Linked DNA regions of Homo sapiens: all the other regions are linked to region 1. Evidence: chromatin loops called from intact Hi-C (ENCODE). Cell type or tissue: endothelial cell of umbilical vein. All regions are shown on one strand.

What was found. A loop is a pair of places that touch in the nucleus more often than their neighbours do. Peaks named below come from ENCODE experiments on the same cell type or tissue, not always from the same donor. Only the 100,000 strongest peaks of a DNase experiment are listed, where the experiment ranks them.
Region 2: a loop joins it to region 1, with 10 times the contacts of the local background. A loop is called at or near these places in 84 of 110 quality-filtered maps.
Region 3: it touches region 1 in a loop (2.4-fold over the local background); 2 of 110 quality-filtered maps call a loop at or near these places.

The regions. Positions count from the first base shown.
Region 1 is chr1:186,481,798-186,484,297 of GRCh38, reverse strand. No RefSeq gene overlaps it. Among named protein-coding and RNA genes, the nearest start is that of PDC, 22 kb to the right of the region's middle. In endothelial cell of umbilical vein, a CTCF peak has its summit at 1,433; a DNase peak (open chromatin) is centred at 1,427; H3K27ac peaks cover 333 bases.
Region 2 is chr1:186,984,983-186,987,482 of GRCh38, reverse strand. The region is part of intron 17 of PLA2G4A (phospholipase A2 group IVA); the gene reads right to left. Among named protein-coding and RNA genes, the nearest start is that of LINC01036, 110 kb to the left of the region's middle. RefSeq lists an enhancer at 2,096-2,500. In endothelial cell of umbilical vein, a CTCF peak has its summit at 1,395 (motif pointing right); a DNase peak (open chromatin) is centred at 1,432; H3K27ac peaks cover 1,105 bases.
Region 3 is chr1:186,534,930-186,537,429 of GRCh38, reverse strand. No RefSeq gene overlaps it. Among named protein-coding and RNA genes, the nearest start is that of PDC, 75 kb to the right of the region's middle. In endothelial cell of umbilical vein, no CTCF peak of the experiment used is centred here; a DNase peak (open chromatin) is centred at 1,559; H3K27ac peaks cover 1,693 bases.

The sequences.
Region 1 (2,500 bases):
CCTGGCCAACATGGTGAAACACTATCTCTACTAAAAATATAAAAACTAGTTGGGCATGGTGGTGGGCGCCTGTAATCCCAGCTACTTGGGAGGCTGAGGCAGGAGAATTGCTTGAACCCAGGAGATGGGAGTTGCAGTGAGCCGACACGGTGCCACTGCACTCCAGCCTCAGTGACAGAGTGAGACTCCGTCTCAAAAAAACAAACAAACAAACAAACAAAAAGCATATGTGAAATCTCTACTGTAATTTGCACTAAATCTTAAGCTTTCTATTTGTACTTCCCCCTCCTCATCTCTTCAGTAGCTCCTTCAAACATGTTTTTTTCCAGAATATTTGTGACAAAATACCAGAAAATACAGTCTAAGAATCTTACTCAATTCTGTCTTGTGCATTGGTCTCTGATAGTTTCCTAGTTCCACATGGAAGAAGGTGTTTTTCAAAATCTATACTTTAAAAATTCAGTATTTGAATATTCATGTGTCCCTTAACAATGAAGATATGTTCTGGGAAATGTGTCATTAGGCAATTTTGTCACTGTGCCAACATCAAACGGTGGATTTACCACAAACCTAGATGTACATACTGTGCGGGTACTAGCCTACTACACACCTATGCTATATGGTATAGCCTACTGCCTCTAGGCAACAAACCTGTACAGCATATTACCCTACTGAATACTGTAGGCAACTGTAACACAATAGAAAGTAGGTGTGTATCTAAACATATCTAAATATAGAAAAGGTAATGTGTTACACTAAGATGTTATGGTGGCTACAATGCTACTGTGTGATAGGAGTTTTCACCTCCATTACAATCTTAGGGGACTATTGTTATATTTGCAATCCGTTGTTGACTGAACCATCATTATGCAGTGTATGACAATATAATACAAACTATTTATAGTGCACTTATGTGTAGAGTATATTTAAATTGGTCTACCTGCATTATCTCATTTAATCCTTAACAATCCTATGAATGCAAACTATGATTACTCCCATGTAGTTGAGGAAACTAAGGCATAGAAATGTTAACTTGCCCAAAATATCATGGTGAGTGAAGCATAAAAAGCCTAACAACAGTGTTCAAATGCTATGTATTGTTCCATCCACAAAAAACAGGAAAGAGAGTCTCTCACTCTCTGGGTGTGTTTGTGTCTGTGTTCCTTTTAAAACACAATTTTTAAAAGTCATAATTGCAAATTATTTTTCTAATGCAAATCACACATATCCTTTTGATAAGGATATTCAATCACAGAAAATGTTTAAAAGTATTTTTCTCCCTAATATTTCATATTGTATTTTAATCAGTTGAGCAATGTGTATAAAAGGAAAAAAATGACTGCATTTACATGTTACTATGTGATTTCCTTTGGAATCAGTTCTTCTGACTTAAGGTCAAACCAGACAGCTGGCCTGTATGTGATTATGCTGCCCTCACGTGACAGACGTTGTGAACTGCAAGTAGAGTGGGATCCTAGCAAAGACCACCAAGCCCGAAAACTCAGAGGAGCCGAGACTAGCTACTCCCCCAACTGTTCACTGACCATTTTCAAATCAACTTTTACCTGTGACCTCAAAACATCAATGTGATTTTCACATGTCCTTAGCTTACTTCTATTCAATGAGTACAGGTATCTACAATACTGTGTATTTACAGGTCTTACATGCATTTACAATTTAGTAGTAGGCAGTATCAGAAATGTTCTATTTCCTCTGGAACTTAATATGCTAATAGAGAATGGTGGCATATAATAATATTTACAAATAACCAAAAAGGTCTTGAAATTTCTCCAGTGGCATATATAATTTACCTATTTGGTCATACAACCTGACAAGTGCTACCATTTTTAAATCCTTCTAGAAACATGGCATTTAAGACTAAATTTAAAGACCTCTATTAATAATTATGAATGTGGCTGGGCGCGGTGGCTCATGCCTGTAATCCAGCACTCTGGGAGGCCGAGGCAGGCAGATCACCTGAGGTCGGGAGTTTGAGACCAGCCTGACCAACATGGAGAAACCCCGTCTCTACTAAAAACACAAAATTAGCCGGGCATGGTGGCGCAAGCCTGTTATCCCAGCTACTTGGGAGGCTGAGGCAGGAGAATTGCTTGAACCCGAGAGGTGAAGGTTGAGGTGAGCCGAGATCATGCCATTGCACTCCAGCCTGGGCAACAAGAGTGAAACTCCGTATCAAAAAAAAAAAAGAAGAAGAAGATAAATAAAATAAAAATAAAAATAATTATTAATGTGAATACAGCCTGTTTTGGTAAGATAAAATGTGTCATACAACAAAAATCCAGGCGAATCTCTAGTATGGTCCTTCTCTCCTTGATAAACAGTTCTTTGGCTCACAAAAGAAATGGGAATGGCTAAAATTCTCCTTTGACCATAAATTTTTATGATAGTTTCATTGACTATGGAGTTAAAAACTAAAAACAGAGCATCAAAATTCCACCCTAGATGATGTAGGAAATTGCCTAGAATATGTGATCCAAAG
Region 2 (2,500 bases), 500 kb before region 1:
TTTCTGGGCATCAGGAAACCGAGGCAAGTCACAGAGTTATTCCACAATTCCTTTTATTCTCTACCTCAGGGATTGTTAAGCAACATTAAGGTACAGTCCACGGGCTTTTCAGCCCCTTGCCACAGGTAGGAATACTTGGCAAGTCTGATCAGTTTAGGACGCTATGGCCTCCTCTCACTCACAACTGCTGTGGCCCACTTGGCCTTGGAGATGCATGCTCAGAGGGATTCTCCCATTACCACGTGCAAGCTCACTGGGCAAGCATGGCTCATTGCCTGAAGGAGATCATGTTTGCACCACTTAAACATGTGAGATCTAAATGGTGCAAACATGCAATTATTTTTCTGTGACTTTATGTCCCAGACACCCAACAAGCAAGGCTCTCTATTCTCTAATAGTAACTTTAAAAACGCAGTCAGATTTTGGAAAAAGGGAGCTATCACAGGAATGTGGTTCTTTTATATGCCTTATTTTAAAACGTAATATATGTAATTATCTTCTCGGGAAATGGGCTCAAACGTGAATGAGTCCGTTAAGGTAAAGCTGATATTTGCTGATCCCACTTTTCTTAAGAATAGGGAAACATAATTCTGTGATGACAAAAGATGCTTCAGATCTATGAAGGAGACTTGGACCAAAGGCTACCAGGCACAAACACTTCTTGGCTGTGTGAGATGGAGGGCAATTAGTGTCAATACTTGAGCCCATTTCTTCTTCTTTAAAATGGAAATAATGTACTAATTTGGGGTTTTGTGGGGATTGGAGATCATTTCTATAAAGTGCTTGGCACAATACCTGGTACATAAACATTCTACAACAGCTGTTACGCTTGTTATTTTTAAACTGACAATATGTGATGAAAATTGGGAACTCTAAATTAGAAGTGAAGCTATAAAGTTTATAAGAAATAAACACACCAGGTGTGTAGCCAAGAATGAGCTTATTATATTGTGTAAGTCAGCAAATCGTTTCTGCTATTCAAAGTATCCTACTACATCTTCTTTTAAAAATCTCCCTGCCTTTCTAGAGATCTATATCAGCAAATTTATCAATTGGTTTCTCCTTCTCACAGAAATCCATGAAACATCAACCCTCATTGCATAAAAGTGTCCAAATAAAATAAAAACCAACTATTTGCTTTCTAAACACCTAAAAAGCTTTAAAATAAAAAAGACCATACAAAAAATTAAACTGACAATGATTGCTGCTATCAATTCCCTCATAATGAATTCTTGAGCATAAAAAAAATCAGCAATATCAACATCAGGAACTAGTGGATTTATCGTAATTGGACCTCAGCTGGTGTTCCTAGTGAGCAAGCCATTCTGATAAAGGAAAATGAACACTTCCAACTCTGAAAACCCCAAGTTAGAATGTGCAAGTTGATCCACTAGGTGGCATATTAACACCATGAAACCATTAACCAGGTTTTTCACATTACTGCGGAAAATACCCTGTTCTTGGGAGTTACAGTTCTGTGATAGAAAAAATCAAGCCCAGTATTAGATCAGTTACTAAATTCAAACCTTTTGGCATCCTACATGATACAACTACATATATTCAAAAAGGCATTATGTTAAATTTAAACCTTTCTTTTCATTATTATACAAGAAGTCATCTTAAATGGTGTTTGTATCTCTTTCATTCTTCCCTGAAATTCATTGGGATTCCAAATCCTTCCCTTCAGTGTTATCCCAGCAAAAGCCCTCATATCTCAACCTTCTCCAGCCTCACCACCTATCCCATGTCATCTTTCACTTGTGCCATTCAGTAGCCTCCTATTGTTGAACCAGATCTCTTAAATCTTTGCTAATGAAAGCAGAGAATAAGAAAAACAAGCATGTAAAATGTGATCCCCCTTCCACATAAGAAACAAATTTGTAGAGGTGAGATTATAAGCAATCTACAAACAAATATTGAGTTATCACAACAGAAAATAAAAAATAAGCCCAAGAGAGAAAGTTAAGTATATTTTGTTAGAGAAGTAAAAATTACAAATATAGGAGAACATGAGAAGATATTTAGGTGTAAAATTACTGTGAATTTGCTGGATAATGCCTGCCTTTTCAATAAAAACTGAAATGTCAGGAAGGCAGAAAGTTCATCAGGCTTGCATTTTTTTTTATCCGAGCGCTTAGAACATGGAAGGTACATAATAAATATTTGCAAAATTAATAAATACACAGAAGGTGCTCACTAGAGGTTGATTGACACAGGGCAGCATTCAGTTCAGAGGAACAGTGAGACCAGTTGAGTTAAAGGACAGGCAGGGTTTTTAAGTGGAGCAGAAGACTGGGCATTCTCTGTAGAAGAATAACCATATGAAAAGACTGAGGATGGGAGGCTGTGGCATTCGTCAGAGACATCTGGGAATTCATTCTGGCCTGGCTAGAATGAAGGCTGTGTTTGGGGAACACTAAGAAATAAGGCTGCTTGAGAGACAGGTGGTTCAAAAGTAAGGAATGAAGGAGAAAAGACATGCAGCCTCATCTCAGCTCCC
Region 3 (2,500 bases), 53 kb before region 1:
TTTAATATCTGATCTAAAAAGAAGGTTGTACTATACACTGAAGAAGGGAAGTAAATCCTGTGTGTCTTGAGCAAGAGACAAAGAAGAATCAGAGTGGGAGCTGAAGCTGAAGTGGTATGTAGGTATCTGATACAGACAGGGAAAAAAAAGTGTTTTTCCTTCTCTAACACTCATTCAATACGGCACAGAATGCTTCTGTGACCAGATGTGAGGGAGGGGTTCCCCACACATCAAGAAAATCTCCAGCAGACACCAGAGGGGTGTCCTGGAATTCTATTCAATTCTCACATTATTTACCTGGAGATAACTTAGGGTAAGGGCTCAGTCCCACAAGACTGACACTCACTTCAGATGCCAATCACAAGCCACAGGTTGTTACCTTTTCTTCCGACTGACTGGCTATAAAGCAGGGGTTCCCATGACCTCTTCTTTGAGTTTAATTTGCTAGAAGAGCTCACAGAACTCAGGAAAACACTTCACTTATATTTACCCATTTATTATTAAGAATACTTCAAAGGATACAGATGAACAGCCAGATGGAAAAGATGCATAGGGCAAGAGATGTGAGAGCTTCCCTGCCCTGTTTGGGTGCCACCCTCCAGGAACCTCCACATGTTTAGATCCCCAGAAGCTCTTCAAATGCAGTCCTTTCAGGTTTTTATGGAAGATTCATTGCATAGGCATGACTGACTAAATCATTAGCCACTTGCGATCGACCCAAATTTCACTCACCCTGGTTGGAGAGTGAAGCTAAAAGTTCCAAATCTTAAATTGCAGGGTTGGTTCCCTTGGCAACAGTTCTCCATTCTGAGGCTATCTAGTAGCCCCCAGTTTTCCAGGAGTCCCCAGCCATCAGTCATCTTATCAGCTTACAAAAAGACATATCACTTAAGAGACTTCAAGAGTTTTAAGAGCTGTATGCCAGGAAAAGGGAAGGAAAACCAAATGTATTTAATATTTCACAATATCACAGTGCCAGATGCGGCAGGCCTGGTAAGCCTTAGGTCAATGGATGCCACTGAAGAGACTAAAACAGGGAAATAACATGCTCATATTTTAGTTTTAAAAATGCATTTCTAAGTGCAGTGTGGAAAGTGAATTTCAAAAAGCTGAAGATGAAAAAGTATTAATTTGCATTATATTGCAAAACTTCAGATGAAAACCAAGGATACATTTTAAATTTTGTGTGCAGTAGGTTCTATTGTGATAAAAGAAAGGTACTGTGACTCTTCAACTTTCTCTAAAGACGATAAAATAAAAATTAGTCATATCTTGAGAAAACATTGACCAAAATTATTCTAACATGAAGGGGAAAAAAATTTGCATAAAAAGTGAAAAACCAGACGATAAAACCTGAGTGATAAAAGTTTCCCGTATGTTACAGAGAGTCTTTCCCTTGCTCAATACAGTACATCTTAGTATTATTCAAATAAACTTAAACTAAAACAGACTCACTAAAAAGGACATAACTCAGAATGACCCATGGGGCTTATTTCCTGTTAGATTCTATCCCTGGTTCTGCTCTATAATTCTTTTTGAATACATTTCAGCAATGATTCATCTTGTCAGTCTGCCAACAGTCTTTCCTACTGAGAAAGTGGCATGTACTTCACGTACTTTAGCAGAAACACAATTGAAGACTTTGCTTAGATTGCCCCCAATTATCTTATTTACTTCTCAAAAATAAGTCATACTATTTTTATCAGTAATATGGCTCTCTAAAACTAAATATTATATGACAAACAGTGAAAGTTCATTTAAAACACCAAGAAAACACTATCAAGGGTGACGGACCTGCATTTTGGGGACCTAGCCTCCTTTAGCAAGGCTCACTGCCTGGGATCTGTGTGGACACTGCGTCTGATGTCCAGGGTAAGTCTCTGCCTTCCAGGCCCAGCCTAGAGCAGTGGGTACCATGGCACATCTGACAGCATTGCACACTCTTTTTTTTTTTTTTTTTTTGGTGATTCTTCTGCCCTAATATATTAGCAAGATTTTAGTCAAGAATATTACTTCATTATTATAGTCTCACTTTATTCCCTACTATCCTCATCTCCACCTCCAGATTGAGACCTGGAGTTCATGAAGAGCTGAGCTAAAGTAATAATACTTGGTTATTTTAAATGGCTAATATTAAATAATTAATATTTATTGAGTCATTATGTATCAGAGACTATTAAAAGTGCTTTGTATGTATTAGTTCCTTTTATCTTCACAATAACCGTATCAAATAATTAGGGAAGTTATCATTTTTAAAAATAAGAATACCCAGCCATATAGTGATTAAGTTAACAGCCTATGGCCAAATACAGCAGGTGGTGAAGGTGGAATTTAAAACCTTGCTATTAACCATCACTCTATAGCTCTAGAGCCCACACTTTGAAGCTCTACATGATAGACATTCTGCTGTACTTGGAGTCACATTTTTTCTGTAATATTTGACTTCATTAAATGTGCTGTTTTCTAGGTGACCTCTGGTCAGCCACGAAATTAGGCTCCT